2 separate regions of the Homo sapiens genome follow, and region 2 is linked to region 1. The links are chromatin loops, found by intact Hi-C in ENCODE. Cell type or tissue: heart right ventricle. All regions are shown on one strand. Links, peaks and the distances in the headings refer to the core of each region. The heading gives the core; the rest is flanking DNA.

The links. Hi-C counts contacts between places; a loop is a spot of excess contacts. Peaks named below come from ENCODE experiments on the same cell type or tissue, not always from the same donor. Only the 100,000 strongest peaks of a DNase experiment are listed, where the experiment ranks them.
Region 2: a loop joins it to region 1, with 2.0 times the contacts of the local background. A loop is called at or near these places in 2 of 110 quality-filtered maps.

Annotation. Positions count from the first base shown.
Region 1 is chr18:27,106,696-27,112,369 of GRCh38, reverse strand. The region is part of intron 2 of CHST9 (carbohydrate sulfotransferase 9); the gene reads left to right. Among named protein-coding and RNA genes, the nearest start is that of CHST9, 76 kb to the left of the region's middle. In heart right ventricle, for the core only: no CTCF peak of the experiment used is centred there; a DNase peak (open chromatin) is centred at 2,754.
Region 2 is chr18:27,172,435-27,178,108 of GRCh38, reverse strand. All of the region lies in intron 1 of CHST9 (carbohydrate sulfotransferase 9), which reads left to right. Among named protein-coding and RNA genes, the nearest start is that of CHST9, 10 kb to the left of the region's middle. In heart right ventricle, for the core only: no CTCF peak of the experiment used is centred there; no DNase peak of the experiment used is centred there.

The DNA.
Region 1 (5,674 bases), core at 225-5,224:
GTTTAGACTGCGGTCCCATCCCTAAGATATTTAATTATGTATATGCAGATATTCCACAATCCAAAAAAATTTAAAATCTGAAACACTTCTGTTATACACACACACATACACATCCTGGGTTTCCAGCTTGCAGATGGTAGATCATGGGGCTTCTCAGCCTTCATAATAACATGAGCCAATACCATATATATATACATGTAGGTATATATAAGTATAAATATAAATATAGTTATATGTTTTATTAATATAATATATACATTATTAATATATTTATACGCATATGTAAATATATAAAAATATATATCTATATGTATATTTTTAGAAAGAAATTTATTTTAAGGTATCAGCTCACAACAGTTATGGAGTGAGAAGACCCATGATCTGCCATCTGTAAGCTGGAGACCCAGGAAAGCTGATGGTATAATTTGAAGGTCTGAGAGCTGGAAAGCCAATGGTGTAGATTCCAGTCCAAGTCTGAAGACCTCAGAGCCACGAGTCAAGGGCAGAAGAGCAATGCCTAAGAGCAAAGTCAACCTTTCTCACCTTTTTGTGCTATTCAGGCCCTCACTGAATTAGGTGATGCCCACTCACCTTGGGGAGGGTGATGTGTCGTCTGCCAATACAAGTGCTAATCTGTTGCAGAACCATTCTGACAGATGCTTTCAGAAATAATGTTTAACCAGCTATGTGGGCATCCCATGGCCTGGTCAAGTTGACACATAAACTTAATCATCACAGACAGCAATTCAGTTTACTTCAGTGGGTGATCTTGAACTGTTTTAAGTTTGTGTGGCACTCTTGAATTCTTATGTGTGTAAGGGGCTTTGTGTCATTTTCTTGCTACTCAAAATACTTTCCTGGAAGCAAGGAAGTGCTCCCCCATGCCTGTCCCTCCTGAGCAGTGTAGTTCTGCCCTGACTGGCCTAGACTCTAAAGCTTCAAGACTCAACTCTCATTTCTACCACAGAAGGATAAAATATAATTCAATTTTCTTATAATTTCTAAATCTTTCACATTTTTGCATTTCCAAAACCCTGTAAGGTCAATGTATGCACTAATTATCTGAAAAGTGGTGATTAAATTGCTGGTGTTTCTTATAATTTATGGTGTCTTAGAAAGCAGGACATAGGGTGGTTTCTGATGATAATGGAAGATCCAGCAGATAATAGTCCCATGTGCTGTTTCTCCTGGGTTCATTCACATCAAAGAAGTTACCTACAAATAAGGTTTGTTCTCTCATGGTCATCAGCCCCGCAGCATCAGGGAGCCCTGTTCTTTGTAGACCTCTCTATGACTTCAGCAACTCATTTCTTCTCACAAGAGATGGTGGAGAAGCCACACTGATAGACTTTAAAGCCATTCTATCCAGGACGATCAGTGGAAGTCAAAACTGAACTTGAATCAAAATCACTGGAGGGTTAAAGCACAGATTGCTGGTTCCTATCTCCAGAGTTTCTGAAAATGTAGGTTTGGGGCTCAGCCTGAGAAGTTGCATTTCTAGCAAGTTCCCAGGTGATACTGATGCTTCTGGTCCAAAACCACACTTTCAGAACCACTAGCCTTAGGTCACAATGCCCTAGCTCAACAATGTCCTAGGTCAGCAATGCTCTAGCTGTCCACAGATGAAGAAATTGGCATGTGATCTGAATTTGGCCTCTGAAGCATGAGGGGATGTCTGCTGGGAGACATGTCATACCTCATTTGAGAATGAACAGTGTTCCCTCCCAGTTCCCCACTCTTTTCCCTCTAGGTAGTGTGTTTCTATATGTGCAACCTAGAAACAACTGAGGCCTTGCTGGACCATCCTATAATCTTTGTAAAGTAAGCCCTACCATTACTCCAGCCTGAGATTGCCAGAGCAGGGAACTGGAAGTAATTTGGTTACATGATGACAGGTGGCCCAGAGAGTAACTAGCCTGGGGCCTGCACTTTCAGAGAAAGTAAATATCTTCATTGTTTTAGCCAGTTTGAGTTAGATACTTCTGGTTTTTATAAAGTACCCTGATTAATACAGAAATGTCAGGGAATCCGAAAACTATAAAAGGAACAGAAAGAGGTAAATAGAAAAAAAAAATCATCACATGCAAACGAGGAAATACTAGACAGTGTCAAACAGGAGGAAATATTTAGACCCCTAAGTGGTAAGAAAACAACCAGGCTAAAGAAGTAGCAAATTGGCAAAACAAACCTTTTTTCAAGTGGCAGGAATAATCCAAAAAAAAAAAAAGACTGGGCTAAAAACACTCTGGTGAGGAACTCTACATTGAATCTTTACACTTTTATAGTAGGATTTATTTTAATGTGTTGAAACCCTGAGACAAAAGCTCTGTCTTTCTCCATCTGCCTTCCCAGACCACCCTGGTAATAAATGACTCAACTCTGCTTATACCTAAATAAAGGAAATTGGACTTTCCCATTTCTGTGCTCATCCGAGAGCTTCCCCTCCTGCTAATGGATAAGACATAGAGGCCTAACTTCTCTCCACGGTGCCAAGGACTCAGGGTCTGACTGCCTTGAACCATCCCTGATTATGAAGAGAAACATCAGACTGTCAAACTCACCTAGGTAACTGGGGCACAGCCTTGAGGTTAAAAAAAAAAAGTTGTCGGAACCAATTTTATAATTCACCAGGAGCCCCTGTCAGACAAATGAAGCAGCAGTGATGAACGGATTCAGATAGATCGTGATGGGAGTCAAGCAGCTGGCGTCAGCACCAATTAGATCTGGCACTAGAGCAGTCAGTGCGCGCATGGCCCTGCTCTCCCTTGAAATAAACAAGCTGTCGCAGCTACATTGGGACTGAACAATGACATAAACACAGATCTCAGTTGGATCAGTCAAACGCTTTGCGTAGTCTTCAACTGTGGCTGCATGCCCTTTCCTCTCTACGCTCAAGACAGCAGCTATATCACTTAGTATTTTGCCGCATAAATCCAAAGCGAAAATGAGCGACTTCTCAGCACAATTTAAAATAACCCAAGCTTTTTCATACCATAGAAAAATACCACTTTTCAGGGTAAAATAGAGACAATAAATCCCAAGAACCAACAGCTTGTGTCCTATGGGTTTGCAGGGAGAAAAAAAAAAGGTGCTGGTGTCTTAATTAAGAACTTAACTTATGCGCCAGCTCCCAGGTGGCTGGAGGCCATCCCAGGTGTGGGCATGAATTCTTGATATTGCAGTATCATCTGCTTTCCTGTGCTTTGCTTATTTTCTACATAAGTCTTGCTGTGTAGTGGGATTTGTTAGAAACACAACAGGCATCTAATTTTGGTTACAACTCAAGACTTCTGACCTCCTCAGCATACAATTATCCCTTACTGCCTTGAGAGTTGTCACGTGATATTTTGGTGTGTCCATCAATGTGTGACAGTGCAGTTCTGCGTAGTAAGGACTGTAGTATAGAGAAGTAGAATAACAGTTATTATAAACTTTGAAGCAAATTTTAAAAGATATTTTAGTTTAAAATTTCTAGGAAAAATAAAGTTTCAGTTCACTCCACCCTCTGTCCTGTTAAGGACCAGAATTAAAAAACAAAAAACAAAGAATAATTTTTGTGTCCCAATATGAAAGACTAAGTGTATCTTTATATTATGTTATGTTTGCAGTTTAATTAATCATAATGACTTCTGATTGGTAGGATAAGAAGTGATCATTTTTCTTACATCTCCATGATTCCTTCCTTCCCTTTCAACTTGTCCACAAATATTGAGATGTTTCTTTGTAAAAAGTGAAATAGGATGGTCTTGAAGAGAAAAGAATTCTTTGGGACAGAAAATTTCATATTTCTAATTGGATGCATTTTTTTCTTTTCATTCTTCCTGCCCCTAATCTATCTTTCAGTATGTGTAAATGTGCAATCTAAATCCCGTCTTTTAAAGAAATTACCTGTTTTTATCAGGTAAAGCTCTATCAAAGTGAAAAATAATTTAATATGTTAGTGACATACCATTTAAATACTTGCCCACACTAGAAAAATCTCATTTGCTTATTGCTATACAATAATGTACGTGTTGACATCATTTTATATAAAAAGTCCTAAAGAATACTGGCTTGACTGATGATTTTTTAAAAAGTCAAACCAGGGAATTTTGAGACACAACACAACACCTCAGCAGAGACATGTATTTGGAAATAGATCCAGCCACAGCTGTGAGGGGAGAGCTACACAGGCAGGTGAACCATGATTACAAGAGTCATGCAGGCCTAATAAGGAATAATTAGTGGGTGTCCCAGCAAACAAGTAGAATAGGTCAACAGAGAACTCTGGGAACAGGCAATAGTTAGGTGTCTAGGTGGGTAGATTGTTGACATTAGGAAGTTTCAAAGAGAACTGCTTAGGATAAATGGAAGACTCATTTCTGAGAAACTGGACAAGTAGACTGGGAACCAAGAGAAACAAGCCCTGAGTAATAACGTGGACGTGAGATTGAGTGTAACTAGAACACAAAGCAGAAATGCACATGATGGGGAATCTGCAAGATCCGCTTCATTGTTGTCCACAGTTGCCCTTCACCAAGACTCTTATCCTCCAAACACAACACATTTAGAAGGAAACACATTCCATTAGATTAAAGTTCTGGAGATAGGTATTTATCAAGTCCTCATAAGTTTTCCCTGAAATGACTCAGAAAAGTTGTGGCTATCTCTGTGGAATGTCCTGTAGGATGATGTGGTAGCCATCTTTCCTCTTCATCAGTGCCATGAGAAGTGTCGGCTAAAGACCATGTGCACTCCAGAGCTGTTAACAGATGCTTGGATAGGAAGCACACTAGGAAGACAAAAGTTTTCAGGGCTTTTATTCTAGCTGCAGTGTATTACCTAAGCCTGCATGTCAGCAATAGTATTTCAGCATCTGTATAATTCCAGAGAGCATTTAACTGACAGAATTGACCCATAAACAATGAGAGCTTAGAAAATTCTCAATACAAGTCTTTGCTGTTTTTATGTAAAAAGCAGGGAACAAGATGATACCCAAGCAGTCACACTATACAATGAACTGAACAGGCGACCAAAGCCAGGGAACCCTCATCAGCTCTGTTCTTTCCTAGTCCACTTTTGATACTGCTGAGAAAGTTATTTTCCTAAAATAAGTCCCCATGATACCACTGGCGGAAACTTCAGTAACTCTTCATTGCTTATAAAATAGTCATAGAATTCTAAGTCTATAGGTGAGTATTTAATAACAATTTGACGTATAGTCACTATTTACCTTTCAAGACCACTTCACTATTCTTCCACATAATCATATACTCCATTCCCCCAGGGCCCTCACCTTCTCTGGCCATTTTTCACACTTCACCTTTTTTCTTCCCAATGGCCTTTCCCATCTGTGGAAACCCACTCCATCCTTTGATGCCACATTTAAGCTATGTCGGTCACAGATTGTCCAGCATTGTCTTCCAGTGCCCACCCACCCACATGTACACATATATAACCTAGTGAGATATTTAAGTGGAACCAAAGTGCTAGGATTATTTTCCTTTTTATTGATGAAAAAGATCTAGGTAAATAAAAAGGTTATTTTATGGAAATAGGGTAGTAAGCAGGTAGATTAACTTGCCAACTGCGATAGACTGGTAAATTGTTCATTGTGAAATTTATCAAAATTAAGAAAGAAAATTATATGATTTCTGCTTTTTGACAGGCATTGCAAAGTAAAAGGATGTGTTAT
Region 2 (5,674 bases), core at 284-5,283, 66 kb before region 1:
TTCTTGGTCTGTTGAATGGCCCAACATTCAACCTCAGACTGACCCCTAACTTTATTCGGTCTACTTTTGTTACAATTTCTAATGCGAGTATAGTGGTGCAATGGGGATTCAGAGAAGATGAAATTGAAGTTGTTGGATTGGGGAGGCGATAAGGAAAATAAGGTGTTTCTTTCATTTGAACAGCACAAAGATCTATATAGGCAGTGAAATTTTATTGGAATATCTGCCTTTTACTCTGCTTTTTATTTTTGTATGGAATAGAGGGAAAGATTGTGGAAGTAAAACCCTCCTTCCTCTTTGTACTGTTAACTCTGCTATACAAGAGAAAACCTTCTTTGTCAGAGTAAACAGATATGGCACATTCCACTCCCATTGTTCAGAGTGCCTCCTTTTGCTATAGTACTTCAATGCTACCCTAAACTGAACTCTATAACACTAAAGAATATGGTTAAGAAAAGGAAAAATATACCCAGCTAATGTGGTAAAAGAAATTTCAGAAGGCTCTGTTAGATTTATGTGAAAATGGGAAAACCAAATAAGATGACACCGTCAATTCAAATGAAGAAACGATACTTACTTTTCCATTAATTTCAGTACCAAGAAGCCCAAAATTCCACTTAGTTTTGCGGTCATTTCTATTGTTTTCTTTCTTTTTTTTTTCTTTTCACAGATGGAATTAAAGTGGTGACCTATAGGTCCAGCTTACTTTAAGCAAATATAGTCTGTAAGGATTTAGGTAAAATAGTGATGTTGATTATATACTTTAATGAATACATTTAAAAATTAAATAGGCACAGTTTTAAAGAAATTATCATCTAAATTAATTTAGTTTTTTACAGGATTCTTTGAACAGTCGATTAGAAGGAGGGTAATTTTTTTCCCCAAAAGATCGATTTCTCAAGTTATTAAAAAAAATGCTTAGGTGTTAGTGACATTTTTTGGACAAAAAGCAGTAACTATCAACACCCTTTTACCTTCTAACATTTGCACTCTATTTTCAATTAGGAATTTTTATTATCAGAGAATGAGATTTTATTACTCCAGCAGGGCTGGCATTCAGCTAGATGCACTGGTATAGTCTTACTGGTTATTTGTAGCTGGAGTCCAAATTGTGCTGATTGTTAAATAATTTAAATACTAATCCTCCTCTTGCATGATCACTTTTGTAACTTCAACCTATAAATATACCACTTGCTACTTGCTAAAAGTCTAGCAAAGTCATTTTTTCAGATTTTGCAGATCAGGGAATTAGAACAGCATTTAGAATAGAAATGAATTTGAAAATCACTGAAATCCCAGGTACCAGAGCTTGTTCATCTAATACCTCAGACCTTTGATTCACCTTGGGATTTCTCAACATACATATACCAAGTACTAACCAGTAAGAATGGCTTGAGATTATTGATATATATTTAATGCAGAACACTCTATAAAACATAATCGCAGCTCAGAAAGTCCCTCTACATTGCCCACTTGTAGATACAGCTCATACACCTGGCATTTCTTCTTGTCTATCTTAAAGAAACATCAAATGAAACATGTCAAAATCAAACTCCTGATCTCTGCTCATCTCACCTCAAGGGTGCAGGGTTCCCATAGTCCAATCTGGTTTTAATCTTGACATTACTTCTCCTTCAATTCCATTACCAAGGCTTTGATTTTGACCTCCAAAATTAATTACAAAAATCTGCCTCTGCCGTCACACAAGTGTAAGCATTCACCATCCTTTGTGTAGAAAAACAACAATGTCTCCATGACTGATCTCCTGGCATTGTTCCCCACCCCCAAATTCATCCTCCAATGGGATACCAGATATTATATTTGCATTCAAAATGCAAATATGAAAACTATCACCTTGCAACCACGGATAACACTTAAATGAATTACCATTGCTTTGCTTAAGATAAAGACCAAAACTCAGCACCTGATTTTTGTAGCCCAGCAAGGACAGCCTCCTCCACTTTTATCTCTTTAGATGCTCCCATTCTTCCCTCAGCTTCAGCTGCCTGGCTTTCTTCAAGCTGCCTTAACATTCCAGCTCTCTCCCATCCCCCCATCCCCTAAAAACACAAACTCAAGCATTCTCTAGTTAACTCTTAGTTAACACTTTGAAAATATCAACTCAAATGTCACTTCCTCAAATGAACCATCTCTTACCCCTAAATTGAATTAAATCCCTTTATAAAATACATATAAGTATATACACATTTATGTATCTGTATCCATTGTGCTTAGAAGAGTTGCAAATTCACATTTATTTGTATAATTATTTAATTAACCGCTAAGATAGGGATCCATCTGGTTTTGATGGTCCTTGTATTCCTAACAAATACTACAACGCCTGCTTCAGAGAGGAAGTGTAATAAATATTTGTTGAATAAATGTTGAGTGAACATCTCTAACTCCACATGTACAAAGTTATACACATGTGCCATATGCAAACACACACATGTATCCACCCTCACATTCTAATAAAAAATACACAAATAAGTAAATAAAATAAAGTTTGTAAGCTATGATGCCCCACTTTTTTCTTTGTGACCTCTCCAAATATCATACTCCTCGTTCTATTTCTCTTTCCTCTCCATAATTTAGATGTGGTTTGGGTGTTGCTACATTTATTTAGAAAGTAGGGCAGGGCTGTTGAATTTCTTACACCCCCCAAAATAAATAAATGCCCAGGCATGCCTTTATATTACTTCCTCTGACATGTGGAATCCCTTGATAATTTCAGGAATTTTAAAAGGCTTCACTTTATGGGGGTTTTATGCTCTGCTGTTTGTATACATTCCGGCATTAAGAAGTGGTCTAAGATTTTACCATATTGAAGAAAACAAAAATCCTCTGAAAGTTACCTATTCATATGGCCCCTATATGAAAATAAGGAAGATAAAGGAGAACAAAAATTAAAATAAGAAAAAAATAGGTGAAATTGAAAAAGTAATATAAAAGTCTATGTTATAAATTAAAGGTTTATATTTTTAAGAATTGCACAAAAGATTCAAACAAGGTATAAAATAGTTAAGGAAGACCTATATCATACTGATGGGCACTTACTATGTTTTAGATACTATGCTAACATTCGTGACTGAATTCAAAATGCTGCATTAAAACTGAGTTGGGTTAGCACTGTTTTTATTTAAAGCCTTCTTGCTTCAACTAGTTTAGGGGAAACTCTTGAACATTTTGTCCCAGAAAGCAAGGAATTGCTCAAAAACAAATGAGGGCACATCAGAAGGACATAGCCAGATTTAAAAGACTCTCCCTGGCCAAATTTGGGATCTTTTGTATATAAAGAGTAATAATGTATGTAATGGATTAGAGCACATTGACTAAGAAAAGTATCCGTGAACCCAGAGTGTGTGAATGCACAGATTGGGTGGAGAGAAGGAAAGGCTGTGTTTCACTGAAGAATACAAGCTGATAATGAAAAAGAAATAGTAGAGCCACATTTTTGCAACCACCATAACAAGAATAATAAAAAAGTCATCTGCCATTGGGTGAATGGTTGATGGGGACAGGATATTCACATTATCTCTTCATGTCACCCTACAGATTGCTTATTAATTGAAAAGGGGGGACATCCCTTTATGGTTGGTGTCTGACAGATACCAGCTAATCAAATGATCAGACTTGACATCACTAGAAGTAGTACAAATTGAAATCATGTATTTTTTTTATGATACATGAAGAATGACACAAAAGTCTCTTCTGAAGTATTCTGCTAAAAATGTTTAACCTGAGTCTAATCACGAGGAAACAAACGATCAGGCAAATCTAAACTGGTAGATTTTCTTCACTACAACTAACCTGGACACTTCAAAAATGTCAGTGTGATTAACAAAAAAAGCCTGAAATATTGTTCAGGATTAAAGGAGACTAGGAGACCTGGCAACTAATTGCAAGACATCCATCCTTCTTGATTAGATTCTGGATGAAAAAAAATCTATAAAGGATAATATTGGAACAATGGAAGGAATGTGAATTTGGGCTATAGCTCATATAACAGTATTACATCCCCGTTCAATTTCTTGAGTGTGATCATCATATTGGGGTTATATAGAAGGATGTGTCTTTAGGGAGAGGATATATTTGAAAGTATTTAGAAGTGAAATCTCATATCTGCAACTTTCAAATGGTTCAGCAAAAAGAAATGTTTTAAGTGTAAGAAAGGGAGAAATAGGCAAATAATTATGGCAAAATGTTAATAATTTTTACATCTAGATAAAGAGATTATATGCCACTTGTTATATTGCTAATTTCTGTAGGCTAGACATTTTTCAAAATAAAAATTAGAAAAAATATCCTATGATTTTAAGTTAGCTATCCAAAGGATAAAATAATTTTTATATCTTGAAGTGAGCTTAAATGTTTGAAAGTTGTTTAATTAACAGAGTGTCTTCTCTAAAGTATCTAAATATCTTAATTCAACATTCTATAATAATTCCATAATTTATATATAAGCACTAAAGAAAAAATTATCCTTAGAAGAATATGTTTCAGGCAATGTAGGAGACAATACATAATATGATAATATCAGTATGTATTAGATAAAATAATTTTTTTCATTTTTCCAGTTATATATGAGAACTTTTCAACATGAGAAATTTTAAAGGGAAATGAGTCATCTATGGCAATATGTGTTTTATTCTTCCATGTCTTTCCTAAACATTGGTGCTCGCCTACAAAACAAAGTATGAGATTACTGATGATTTTCACTAAAATGTCTACAACCTAGCAGAATGCAGTTTCAGTGTAGAATAGATCTGGCCAGGGCTACAGTGACATTTAGAATCCTGTGTGATTCTCAACTCTGCAACTTCAGGAAGACTGGCAAGCACTGTTAGTGCTAATATATTAGAAGCAGATACTTACAGCCTAATAACACAGGTATACAATTATCAAAAGACAAAGCTCTCGATTTAGTCAACAAATATCCATCAAGTACAGGTTCTATGACAGGGACAAAGTAAATGAGGTTAAATAAAAATATTTATAAATTTGTAAATAAAAATTTATTTCTTCAGGAAAATTTTAACCTCAAAATAAATGTTTAAAATATTCCTCATACTGTAAAAGCATATGATATAATATTTCTAATCAGGTCCCTGTAGGAATACTTTGCATGGTGCTAAGATGATATTTAGGGCTCCTGCAGATATGTGTGGTAACTTAATCAAAGCAAGTAGATTGGTGCCTTTTGGTATATGATAAAAAGAAAACATGTAGCTCTTCTTATATCTTAACATACAATATATCATGTATCTTAATGTACAATATAATAAACCAAAGATAAGAATATGGATAGTTATTTCCACTCATATTTCATATAGTAAGTTGATAAATTATTATAAATAATAGCAAAGAGGGAGAGTTTCGAGTTTCTGAAAAAGTCAGAAAGAACTGGTCTCTTGATACTGCCAGCCTACACTATCTTGAGGTTAAAATTCACTATGATGGAATCTCCTTATTAGGAAAATTACAGTTCATCTTCAGCTTATATTAAGACAAATATATTAGTAATCAGTTTAAACTTGATATTGTTTTAATAAGAAGAAAATAGTAACAAATTGTTGTGGAGATGGAGCATGTTCTTAAGAAGTACTGATTATCTTAAAATAAAGGTAATAATATAACAGCTTTGCTCTTATACCCCTATCCCCCTCCCACTCCC